Linked DNA regions of Mus musculus: region 1 is linked to region 2. Evidence: chromatin loops called from intact Hi-C (ENCODE). Cell type or tissue: left cerebral cortex. All regions are shown on one strand. Links, peaks and the distances in the headings refer to the core of each region. The heading gives the core; the rest is flanking DNA.

Region 1 (6,620 bases), core at 1,093-6,092, 280 kb before region 2:
AGAAGAACTTAACAGGGACATTTTCCTGCTGATCTTCAGACTTCTAAGCTCCACGCATGTAAGATTAATAATTTTTTGTGAATTTACCTCTGTAAGGTTTGGCTAATTTACTGGAACAGAAATGGGAAGTCAGGAGGTTTGGAAGAAAAGCTCTCATTAAAGTGTTTGCCATGCAAGCACCAGGATCCCAGCGTGGTCCCTAGAACCCACTACAAAAAGCTGAGGATGGGTGCCTGCATATGTGCTCTGCATGCTGGGTAGGTGGAGACCAATCTTGGCCTGATTCTAGAGAGAGATCCTAATTAAAAAATGAGGTGCTCAGCTTCTGGGCTGGCCATGGTGGCACTCACTTTAACCTTAGCACTCAAGAGGTAGGGGCAGATGGGTCTCTGAGAGTTCTGGCAGAGCCGGAGTTACTGAGTGAGACCCCATCTCAGGAGAAAGGAGGAAAGAAAGGAGAGAGAGAGAGAGAGAGGGAGAGGGAGAGGGAGAGGGAGAGGGAGAGGGAGAGGGAGAGGGAGAGGGAGAGGGAGAGGGAGAGGGAGAGGGAGAGGGAGAGGGAGAGGGAGAGGGAGAGGGAGAGGGAGAGGGAGAGAATATCAGAGAAATAAAAAACCAATCACTTGGTGCTTCAGTGATGGCTCAGTGGTTAACAGTGCTTGTTGCTCTTGCAAAAGACCTGGGTTCAGTCTCAGCATCCACATCTGGCAGTTCACAGCTGCCTCTAACTCCAGCTCCAACGAATCTGACTTCCTTTGATGGTCTCTGTAGGCACTTGAACATGTCATAAGTCTCTCTCTCTCTCTCTCTCTCACACACACACACACACACACACACACACACACACACACACAAGTTAGACATACATTTGATAGTTTCTGAGGAACAGCATCCAAGTCTGACCTCTGACCTCTGGTCTACACACACACATGAGCACGCACCAGCAGACACATACATAACCAGCACACACAAACATACTCCCACCACACTAAAAAAGAAATAAGAACTTAATACGTAGATGAAGATGAGAATATAGTTTCTAAAACTGCCTTCCCTGGATGTTTTGAAAGTAGTTGGGAGTATGAAGTTGGGGGGGGTTCATTTCCTAGGTGCTAAACATCAATTATAAAATTTATAAAGATAATAGAATGTTCAATTTTAGATATATAAAACAGAATCTCAGGAAATTTTATGATAGTATTGATTAGTGCCGCTAAAATCAGGAAGCTGAACAGTATAGATGATAATCATTTCTCAGCAAATGAAGTGTTAACTATGCTGAGTACCATCTTAAAGGCCTTTCTTTAAAAAAACAAAAACAAAAACAAACCATAACCTCTGACAGTTCTTCTCAGCTACCGAGTGGTCTCATAAGACCTAAGCTTGCTCTCCAGTTAATCGTGATCAACAAAGAGCACACAAGTGACAAGTGACATCAGTCAGTGAGCTTCAGAAGGCTTCATCTCCAGTCCTGGGAGCAGGTCCTTGCTGGCTATCTATGCCACCACTAGATGGCAAAGCAAGCCTGCCAAGAGCAAGTCTGGGGCTGCATTTCCTCTTACATCATTCGGCTGTGAATCAGAATTGTCCTCGAAGCATGGGAGATGAGGAAAGTGTAACTGGTTCACAATACACTAAAGAGTTGTCGCATATGGAACTTATCACACGTTCAAAACCCACCTCCAGGTCCCATCGCCCATCCTGATGAGCTGAGGACTGATGACGATGTCCACAGCCAGACAAATTTCTGGCAGGTGTTTTTCCCAAAACAGCTCCAGTGCCAGGACCCTCCCACCATGGCCTACAGCACGGCTGAGCCATCCACCCCATGGGCTGTGATTCATTTCAACGCAGAGGAAAGTCGCGAGCCTGCCAAATATTTCCATATGTTTATCAAATACTTTATAATCCATTACTAGGGGTAAGCTCTCCACCAGTTCTACGCTGAGAATCAACAGTTAGAGGGTTCACTGACAATGTGCCAATGGCTATTCAAAATACCGCATACCATAGCACTATTTTCAAATTCAGCTTCAGGACTGGAGACAGAGCAATGTCTGCTTTAAAAGTTTGGCAGTCCTTGAGGGAAAGGAAGATGGTAAAGTTACTCAGATGATTATTTTACAGTAACCCACAACTTCTGTTTCTCATCACAATAAAAACTAAAGCCTCCCTTTCTTTTCTTTTTTTTCCTGCTATTTCTGCAGGATACGTACATCTCAATTTATAAAATGTTTCGCTGTGTGTAAATCAAATTGAGGTGAATGGAACTAAGGTAACCCCAAGGGTGATCCTTCATTTGCTGGCATATGAGGTGCACCGTACATGACTCTTGACTACGCTTTATTTTTTTTTTAAGTTGGATCTTCAGCAAAGAATAGTTAATAAATGCATTATCTTTGGTAGTCACAGTGTATTTCGCTAATCACATATCAGTTTACCTGTAGGGAAATGTAAAATTATAAAATAATGATTTGTAAACTAAGTTGATGTTGGTCTTTCCTAATGTTCCCAATTCAGATTTCCCATCTGTCGTGTCTAAGGTGAAGGAGCTCCAGCATTCCAGAATTCCTGAGTCCGGTGCTTCTATTTAAAATGGATTTGTTGGATATTTGAGAATTGGGCACAGAAAGAAAGGCAGTCTATTCAGTAGAGAAAGTTGACCCACAGTAGCAGCTTCACGTGTGATGAGCCAAGCACATACTGAGGGCTCTCATATTTTAAAATATCTGCAAAAAAAGTGGAAAAGAAATGTACATAGAACTGTCTCACATGAGAGTCTTCTCTAAAATGAAATCCCATGCACCGTTTGATTGGCACTTTCTAGCCTGGCTCTTATTTGGCTAGGATTTTAACATTTTCTCTGCTAAATCATAAACCAGATCTTAAACACAATTCTCCAGTCAGCAAGTTATGACTTTTATAATTCTCTGTACAAATGAACTTGGCGGCGGGGAGGGGGGGATGTCAGAAGCCAGAAAAATTAATAAAGACAGGGAAGAAGAGACTTGATATACCAGACAACATCTTTCTGCATGTGTGTGCACGCCTTGGTTCTTGTGAGTAAATGGAACCCCATGGAAGTCAGAAGACAACCTTGAGTGTGGTCATATGCCAGGCTAACCCCCTAGAAGCTTTCACAGAGTCTCCTATGTTCTCTCCCCATCTGCTATAGGGCACTGGGATTTCAGATGTATTCTATCTCCTCTGGTTTTCTGTGGGTTCTGGGGATCCAAACTCAGGTCTTCATGTGTGTGAGGAAAGCCTTCTATTTGCTGAACCATCTCCTCAGCCCTGAAGAGCGACTTTCCAAATTGAAGATGGTATGGAAGTCAGATCAATCAGGCTTGGGAGTTGCTGCAACTTTCCAAAAATTCTTATTATTATAAAAGGTCTCAAGATCTCACACACCCATACACAGACACAGACACACACACACACAGAAAGACACAGACATATATACACACACGTACACACACATGCATATTTACACATATACTAACACACACTTACATACAGTCAGACACACATACACACACACCAACACACAGATGAGGCAAGAGAAATATTTAATCTCCATGTGCCCTTCACTCAGCTTTGGTAATTCTCAATACTTGGTTATTTTTTCAATCCACTCACCCCTGGCTGGTCCTTTAAAGCAAGCCCAAGATCTCCACTTCATCTCACCTCCTCGTCCCACGGGTCTTCCACTGTTCATTTCGCTACCCAGGCAGAAGGGAGAGGAGAGAGGGCAGGGCGACAGAGAGAGAATGAGGCAGACAGAGGCAGAAAGTACTTCGGCAGCAACTTAGGGAAGAGACAAACCTCTTTCCAGGAAAAGTTTTTACACCTTTTCCAGTGACATCTGTTAATAATCACAAAAATAAAGAGGGTCCCCTCTGGTACTGTTTAAGCAGAAAGCATTCCATTTGTATTCCAATGCAAACATCACTCACTCCTCGGATGTTAACCTTGCAGTGGCCGTTACTCATTCAGAATGGAAGAAGGGTGGTTGATCTCTAAAAAACAGCCAGCCTGTGATCCCTTCTTTAGTGCTTTTCTGTGTTCCTCCTGTGGGTCCTGCCTTGTTCAGGAGTGGTCCAGCCTCTAGGGTGCCCTCCTGTGCAGTGAGTTCATCCTTACCTGAGATGCTTACTGTATCCTCCCGTCCCAGGGGCGCTGCCCAGCAAGGATCCGGGTGGATGCAGACACTGGCTACGGAAGGTGCCAGGAGCCTAGTGGGCAGCAGAGTGCAGGGTCCTCTCAGCGGAGCTTCCCCGAGTCCGGGACCAGGCGAGAGTGGGGCTGCTGCACTGAGTGGCTGGAGATGGGAGGGGAAGGGGCGATGACGCTGACTTAGAGGGGAGGGGTGGGCGGATCCTGCTTACACACCACTGCATCCCTGCTGCACACCGATGGTTAAGAGCTAGAAAAAAACTCTAAATGGGTTCGCAAGAATGTAGGCACCCAGGGCGTGTTTTAACCAATGTTTTAAAAACAAAGCAGCAAAAACAAGAGGAGGAGGAGCGGCCAGCATGCCTAAACCAACTTAATCAGTATTAGCACGAAGGGAGTAAAGGTTATGGTTACCTCCAACCCAAGAGTCTCCATCTAAGGCCAAAGGCAGAGGTGAGGAGCCTACGCTGGGACACTGGGACACCCAGGGAGCAACTTGTGCAGCCTCCTGTGATTCACTTCTGTAGCTTTATTTTGAGCCAAGTTTGGCATACTCCCACTCCGGTCTCCACAGAATTCCCATCACACTCTTTCTGTTCCTTTCTTCTCTCCTCGGGATGGGGCACTCCTTTGGGATGGAGATTGTATGAGGAAAGCATTGTCAGCATTCCTTCTAGGCTCTGCCCTACAGTTACCTGGCAACAGCTAGGTATGACTGACTCAGTAAAAAAAAAAGGGGGGGGCTATTTGCCCCCTCCTTACTTATCCTCTTGCTCTCTTCCCTCTCTGTACCCTTCTCTCAACATTCCCCTCCCACCTCTCTCTCTCTCTCCACGTGTTCATGGCTGGCTTCTCTCCTCCCTTCCACTCCCCTCCCCACCCCTCCCCTCCCCACCCCTCCCCTCCCCACCCCTCCCCTCCCCTCCTCTCTTCTCCTCTCCTTGCCCCCCTTCTCTCTTTCTGTCTCTACTCCCTCCTAAACTCCCTTCCCCCTGCCCAAAATAAACTCTACTCCATACTATATCACACATATACTATATATGTGACTGGTCTCTCAGGGGGAAAGGATGCCTCAGTATAGACCCACAGAGGCACCCCCTTCCACCTCACCATACCTCACTCTACCAAACATATCCTGGTTCTTTCTTTCTTTCCTTTTTATAAAACACAACAAGCTTTACTTTTTCAGCTTTTACTGGGAAGCAGGTCTGGAGCAAAGAAAAGAAACCCCGAGTCCTGTATTTGGAATGTAGTCCAGTGTATGGGGCATTCACGTAAGCATGCCCAAGACTTAAGGTTTCATCCTCAGAGCCTGTGCTCACAACTGCCCCCTGACTAACCTCCATAGCCCCCCAACACAGAGAGAGAGGGGGGGAGGGGGAGAGGGAGAGGGAGAGGAAAATAAAATAAACTACCTCTGTCAGTTCTGACCTTCATAGCACCAAAGAATCAAATAAGTTCACAGGCCTAGTCTATCATGGAACAACTGGTTCTTTGTACTATATTCATTGATTGGTTGGTTGGTTGGTTGGTGGGTTGGTTGGTTATATGAGGAGCACATGTTTGCCATGGTACATGGGTGGAGGCCAGAAGACAACTTGTAGAGAGAGGTTATCTGTTTCATTCTGCAGTGTGGATCTGGGAGACTAGACTCGGGTCTTCAGTCCTGATAATGTGTTTTATGTGTTGAGCATTATCATAGCAACCCACAGCACATGGTTCCTTTATTACTGTTATTTCACTTATTTATTGTCGGGTGTGTATGTTACGTGACTGCCAAGAGGTATGGATGAAGGTCAGAGGATGGTTTCTAGGGATCATGTAGGTCCTAGAGATGGAACTCTGGTTGGTGGCAAGCAGTTTTACCCTCTGAGCCATGTCACAGCCCCGTAAAACTTTGATCTTCAGTGGATTGCTGAATTTCTCAGATTTCTAAGTACTAAACAGGATGAGATCATAACATGTTGTTGCTTCCTGTTCTCTTAGCATTGTCTTTAAGAGATTGACCCACACTGTTCAAATCCATTGGTAATTTTTATCTAGATTCACGCCGTTAGTTCTGAAGTAATTAGATTATAAAATGGTATGATTCTTTAAATCGTCGCTATGCTTTGTGGCGCTTGGCGCAGGTGCTAATTGTTGAACTGAACATGCTTCTTAGTTAAATGTAGAGTAGGAAAGTGTCTTAGTTAGGGTTTCCATTGCTATGAAGAGACACCATGACCAAGGCAACTCTTATAAAGGACAACATTTAATTGGGGCTGGCTTATAGACTCAGAGATTCAGTCGATTATCATCGTGGTAGGAAGCATGACAGCATCCAGGCAGGTATGGTGCTGGAAAGGAACCTGAAGGTTCTATATCTTGTTGCAAAGGGAACCAGGAGAAGACTGACGGTCTCCAGGCAGCTAGGAAGAGGGTCCCAGAGCCCACCCCCACAGTGA
Region 2 (6,620 bases), core at 926-5,925:
GATGAAAGATTTTTTTTTTAAGTACAGGCAAGCAGAAGAGGAAATAACTGAAAATGAAGTCATTCATGAATGAGGTGTTATACAGGTAGGGCTTGAAAGACAGAATTCAGACAAGCATAAAAGAAGAGAACTCTAAACAAGGGAAACAGAACAATAGATCTCTGACTGGTAGCATGTTGGCTACATGGGTTGTAGAATTGTTAAATTTATAGTATCATTACTAATATTACTGCATAGAATTTTTCCTTAAGAAATTTGATAGTATCTTTGATCTGTAAATGTAAAGTCTCTGATGTACAAGGCTTATTTGGCTTATAAAAGAGGTAATAACACCAAGGAAAGAGAGAAATCACAGTTTAGAAACATGTGAATCAAAACAGTATTTTCCTACAATAAACTGCCAATAAAAACTTTTAGCTACTAAACAAAATATTAGCTTTACATATCTACTAAACAGTTTTATTTCAGAGGTCAAATTTACCGTATTTAAAGCTTATCTATTAGAATTAAATATTTTAAGCATGGTATGGTGGTGCACACAGTGCTCTAGAGGAATAGGCAGTCAGATCTCTGAGTTCAAGGTCATCCTGGATTATGGAATGAGTTTCAGGACAGCCAGGACTATACAGAGAAGTCCTGTTTTGAAAAAACAAATACAATTAAATATTCTAATCCCAACTCCCTCAAACTAAGGTGTTCATTAGTAGCACTTATTCAAAGTAATAAAGGAGACAGAATATCTTCAAGATTGAAGAATATTAGTGATAACTTCCAAAAGGCTTGGTCCCAAGCTACTGCTGCCATTTGCAGGGAGTGAGGACGAGTGGGTGTGCGTTTGGGAACTTCAAGGAGTGAAGCTAAGAGAAAGTAGGTTGGACTTGAGGAAGGGTATGGCAGGGATGGGCTGAATCTTGCCAAATTCCCCTCTCTCTTGGCCACCATGAGGTAAATAGCTTCTGCCATGCCATTTTACCTGACCAGAGGCTGAGAAGCAAGAGAGCAAAAGACAGGGACAGCAACTGCAAACCAAAAGTATTTTCTCCCTCAGTTATTTTCTGAAGGTGACAAAAAGCCCAGCATAATACTTATCAGAATTTAGCCAAGGGATTTAATTTTCAACATTTAGATATTGTTTCCAAACAGTCAGAAATAATAGTATCAGACTTTTTTGACCTATAGTAATTTTCAGTTATCCCAGATTTTAAAATCATTAAGCACTGAATACATTTTATATCACTTTCATATTTCATTCTTTTGAGATACCTAACTAGAAGGAGAAATCAGTATAGTGAAAGGAAGACCACTCTCAACACGGCTTTATTTGTTGGAACTTTAAAGGGCCTTTCTACAAACATTCAGTAATAACCACAAAAATCAAACCAAAACATGAAGAAAAGCATCAAGCGGCTGGAAAAAAAGATACTTTTGTTATAAATGAAAGAAAGAACTAGGACCAATAGTGATACATGCATCCTTAATAGTAACTTTTTTTATACTGAGGATCCTTAAACGTCTTTTGTTATACCAATGAGGTCTCACTACATACATCTTCATGCCCCAGAGACCTTAGACAGCAACAAGGGGCCAATTCGTGGCTTTTTCCGCTTGGAAGCAGACATACCTCTAGTACAGTAATTCTGAAATTGGTATCATGTGTTATTTTATTCTAGGAGACTTTAACAGTACTGCAATGAAACCCAGGGCCTCAGGCATGCTTGGTAAGCATTCTACCATATACTTGCATTAGAAACTGGGCTCTCAGCTGGGCGTGGTGGCGCATGTTTTTAGTCCCAGCACTCGGGAGGCAGAGGCAGGTGGATTTCAGAGTTTGAGGTCAGCCTGGTCTACAAAGTGAGTTCCAGGACAGCCAGAGCTATACAGAGAAGCCCTGTCTCGAGGAAAACAAAAAACAAAAACAAACAAACAAACAAAAAACAAAAAGGAAAGGAAAGGAAAGGAAAGGAAAGAAACAAACTGGGCTCTCTGGTTAGTTAAATTTGGGAAATGTTATTTAAACCTTCCTTTGGAAATTATATGCATGCAAGCATAGCATGAAGTCTTTGAGGAGCTGCCTTCACAAGCAAACCAAAGTTAAACTTGGGGGAAGGAGGTGTGGCTTGGTGGTAGAGTGTTTGCCTTGTATTGGAAATACCTCAGGTTTGATCTCCAAACAAACAAAAGTTAAGGTTGGTTAAATCTAGTGTGTTGCCACATGATTTGACATGGAACACTGTTTAAGGGAAGTAAACTATTGCTTTAGTACAGTCTTGATGGGAAATAGCAATTTTGAAAATCATGAGCTCTTCAAATCCCTGAGGCTGTTCATGTGCCAGGCCCAAGGTTTCATTCCTTCCCAGCACCCCAAGAAAAAAAGTTTACAGTGGGAGCACAGGCTTGTGGTAGAATCTAACTAAGCATGCACAAGGAATCGCAGTACCACTAAAACAAAACAACAAAACTAGACACCAGAATACAGACAGTAACTGAGGGGTAGAGAGATCATACCCAGTTAGCAGCAAAAACAGAGCTTTGAACCTTAGCCCTCAAGCCCCAGGCTACAGTTGTTTCTACTATTGGAATTACAAAGTAGGGCTCTTCACAACAGATGGGAAAGCAATTAAATTTAACCTTTGGGTCATGGTGTCACATTTTTGGTCTATGTTTCCTTCAGTTTTAAAAATTCTTTATTAAAAATTGGGTCCCCAAAAGGGGGTTGCTTTTAGCAGTTCTGAGGAATGACAAAGTTTAATTAGAAGTAACCATTACAACAAGGAATTCAGACTACCTGGGCTATAATTTCTGTCAGCTCAACGAACCAAGGGATTGATAATCCTGTGACTTACTTAGCACATAGCCTAGCACATAGCGACGCCATGCTAATACGAATACAACTAACCTCAAAGTGGCAAGACCTTAACACCTACATATGGGGCTATCATCTCCAGAATGAAAAGTTTTGACCCTATAGTTGCGAGCTACTAAATGAGGTTGACTCCTGTATTTTTCCGATCAAAAAAAAAAAAAAAAAAAAAAGAGAAGAAAAAAAAATGTGTTTGTTGACTACAATCTCTAAATCTGAGTTTTCTTCAACTCCACAGAACTCCGAGATAATATAAGAATTAACAAGACACAATTTGCTTGGGGAGGAGAAAGTACAGTTGCGTGCTATTCCCTCCTCAACAGGATGAGGGTGAGGTTAAGTACAGCGATGGGGCAACTTTCAAAGCCTTGGAAATCAAAGGTGAGGACTGTTAACAACTTCCGTGTGCTAGCTCGGCTTCCTCTTGGTGAACTTGGCTCTGCTTCCCAACCCTCTGCACCGGCACATCGGCGGGCCTCGGTGTCGCCTCGATCCTAAAAGGGACCCACCGGGCTGGCGAGGCAACGGGGTGCCGGGAAGCCTCCAACAAAGGCGCCGGGCACCCGCGCCCAGGTGACACCACCCCTCAGCCCCGTGCCGGCTCTGCCCGCCGAAGGCCACGGGCGGACAGGCCCCGGGTCCCACCGCTCGCCCCGGGCAGGTCAGGGCCCGTTTCCCTCCACCCAGAGGCGGGCTCAGGTGGGGGCCGGGCGGTGACACCCCGACGCCACCACCGCAGGCCAAGCCCGGAGACGCTCGCCCGAACCGTGCCGCGTCTCGCCGCGCGACCGCGCCGGGGGCGGGGACGCTGTTACCTGCCGCGGGCTCTGCTGCTCCCCGCTGGCGCCGCTCTCTTGGCAACCGCGGCAGCCGCACGAAGGCCGCCAGCCCAGGGCCTAGTGACAGCTACCAGCGTGCACCGCGCGCGCCCACGCCGGCGTCGACGTCGGCGGCCTCCGTCCCCGCCCCCGTCCCCGTCCGCTGCTCGGCGGCCACGGCTAGCCGGCGCCACAGCGCCCTCGTGCGGGCGACCGGAGAGACGGCGGAGGGAAGGCGGGAAAGGTGTGAGCAAGGAGCCAGCGAACCATCATTTTGATGGAATGGGGGAATTGAAAACAGTTTTGAAGTATTATTTAAGTACGATCATCTGGATCCACCAGCACTTTATGCGCGTCATTTCAGGCACAGTTTGTGTGAAACCGAGAGCCAGTTTAGCACTTTTTTTTGTATCTAGCCGTCTTTCAAACGCGTATTCGAAAGGGTTGTTGTCTTTACAAGTGTTTTTGCGTGTTCTAGTTTTAAACCATATATGAGGAGCACGCTAATCTGAGGACGCTGTGTATTTTGCTAGGTGTCAATATTAAGTATTGCCAAAATTTAAGTAATATTCTGTGTTAAAAGTATAAGAGAACAATTGTCCTTCAAATAAATGAGTTGCCACCAAATAGTAGTTACCTTTGCTTTTTTTCAAAAATTATTTACTTATATTTTATATGGGAGTGCCACAGGTATGTGTGTGCATGCATGGAGCCCAGAAAAAGAGGTCAGATGCTCTGAAGTTGCAAGCAATTATGAGTGCTATAAACCTAGCTTCCCAGTCCTGTGAAACAGCAACCAAGTGCTCTTAACCACAAAGCCAACCCTCCATCCCAAAGCTTTTACTTTTTAAAGCTATTATTCCCTCTTATGATCTCAAATTGTTGGAATGAAACAGGAATTTATATAGCAACATGATAAACTTTAAAACACCTCAAAGGTTGATATTAGAAAAGTTATCTGAAATCACATTTTCAGTATACTTAAGACCAGTTTTTGTTTTGAGACAGTCTTGCCACATAGCTCTAGACGGCCCTGTACTCACATAGCCCAAACTGACCTTGAACTTTCAGCAATCCTGCCTCAGTCTCCTAAATGCTGGGGTTGCAGATATACGCCATCCTCTTTGGATTAAACCTATTTAGAAATGCTTCCAGTTTGTTCAATGTCAGATAATTATAACTATGAAATTATGAAATGGAACATCAATAAACAGGATTTCAGTCCTGGCTAGTTTTATGTCAACTTGACACAAGATAGAGTCTTCTGAAAGGAGGGAACCTCAATTGAGAAAATGCTTCCATAAGACCTAACTGTAACTCGTTTTTTAAAATAGTGATTGACCTAGGAGGGCCTAGCCTATGTTGGGTGGTGCTATCCCTGCCTGGGTCGGTGATCCTCGGTTCTATGGGGAAGCAGGTTCAGTGAAACCATGGGAGCAAGCCAGTAAACTCACCCTCCCATAGCTTCTGCATCAGCTCCCCCTCTCGGTTTCTGCCCTGTTTGGGTTCCTGTCCTGACATCCCTCAATGATGAACAGTGGTATAGAAGTGTAAGCTGAACACATGCTTTCCTCCCCAAATGCCTTTGGTACTGTTGCTTCATCACAGCAAAAGCAACCTTAACTAAGACAATCCCCATTATACAAGCTATGTTTTAAATAACAGCTTTCCATTCTTAAAAGGTGTCCAACTGAAATCCTATGGCCTGATATATTTGTTTATACCACACTAGATCTTTTACTGCATCAAACTTTCGAAATGTATCTTGTAGGAGCAATTAAGTTATGACTTCTTTTATTTCTGCAGTATAGTGGGAATGTATATCAGAAATTACTCATTTCCTTTTAGCTTCTCAAAAGTTACATGAATGGTCAGTCAAGATACAAGTCCACCAGTCTTTTAGTGGTTACACTGGTTTTTGCAACTGTTTCAGTCTTGGAAGTACCATATCTAGCGCGAAATGTAATGGCCAATCAATTGTGGATATTTTTGGATACATCATACGGAAGCTAATAAACTGTTCTAGTTCAAATAAAGGAGACTCCGATAAAGTGGGCTTTGGGGCTCTGGACCTATGGGAAGTACCACCTGTACAGCTTCTGCTCCATTATCTACCTCATCCTACTCAACTATCCAGAGAAGAGCTTCCCCTGGCCCAAACTGAGCTTTCTGTTCATTTCAGGGAAAGAAATGCTCGTAGTCATAGTCAAGCCCATCCAACATCCTTCCAGTGGAGGTCAGCTCTGCTCTCTGGGTCGCACCTGTCCTACTAGAGCGGCCACTGGGGCAAGGTCGGCGCCTCGGCAGTGCGCTCTCTTCCCGGTAGGTGGCGCTCTAGCCGACAGACGGCCGCCGCCGGATCCCTTCGCGCTACCTTGGCCTGGGAGCCAGCCGCCTGCTACGGCCGCACGTGCTCCCACCCTGTCCGGGTTCTAGTAACTGTGGGCTCGGTCCCGCGTGGGTCCCTGAGTCGGCCATGGCGGTGGCTGCGGCGGAAACGCGCGTGTTCCTGGAAGTGCGGAGACGGCTGCAGAGTGCGCTGCTAATCCTGGGGTAAGGGAGGGAGCACCGGTGCGCGGGACCGCGTGCATGGGCCAGGCGCGCGGCCCGGAGCCTGGTGCGCGTGTGCGTGGCACAGGAGCGCGGATGCGCGGGACCGAGGGAGCGAGCGCGCCGGGCAGTAGGCGCGTGCGCGGGACAATGTGCGCGTGCGCGGGGCGAGATGGGTTGCCCTGGCGAGCATTTTAGCCGCTGAACCATCTCCCCAGCCTGTCTGCGAACTTTAAATTTCATATTTACTACACAAACAAGAAACTTTTAGGGGGTAAAATGCTCCTTTTTGCTAATGGTCAGCAATTTTAATGGTTTGTGATCTCTTCGTGGGTTTTGCCTAGTTCTTAGTGACAAATGTATCAAATAGATGTGAAAATGTACTACAGAGC

The links. Hi-C counts contacts between places; a loop is a spot of excess contacts. Peaks named below come from ENCODE experiments on the same cell type or tissue, not always from the same donor. Only the 100,000 strongest peaks of a DNase experiment are listed, where the experiment ranks them.
Region 1: it touches region 2 in a loop (8-fold over the local background); 5 of 42 quality-filtered maps call a loop at or near these places.

What each region holds. Positions count from the first base shown.
Region 1 is chr9:86,741,330-86,747,949 of GRCm38, reverse strand. It overlaps Prss35 (protease, serine 35), which reads right to left and starts at 4,317. Exons shown (of 2, transcript NM_178738.3): 1 at 4,144-4,317. In left cerebral cortex, for the core only: CTCF peaks have their summits at 1,505 (motif pointing right) and 4,191; DNase peaks (open chromatin) are centred at 1,535, 4,272 and 4,662; H3K4me3 peaks cover 1,051 bases.
Region 2 is chr9:86,464,352-86,470,971 of GRCm38, reverse strand. Dop1a (DOP1 leucine zipper like protein A) reads right to left here and starts at 3,818. Exons shown (of 39, transcript NM_177208.3): 1 at 3,676-3,818. Ube2cbp (ubiquitin-conjugating enzyme E2C binding protein) reads left to right here and starts at 6,056. Exons shown (of 10, transcript NM_027394.2): 1 at 6,056-6,231. The coding sequence starts at 6,155. In left cerebral cortex, for the core only: a CTCF peak has its summit at 3,880; DNase peaks (open chromatin) are centred at 3,354 and 3,815; H3K4me3 peaks cover 1,427 bases; H3K27ac peaks cover 774 bases.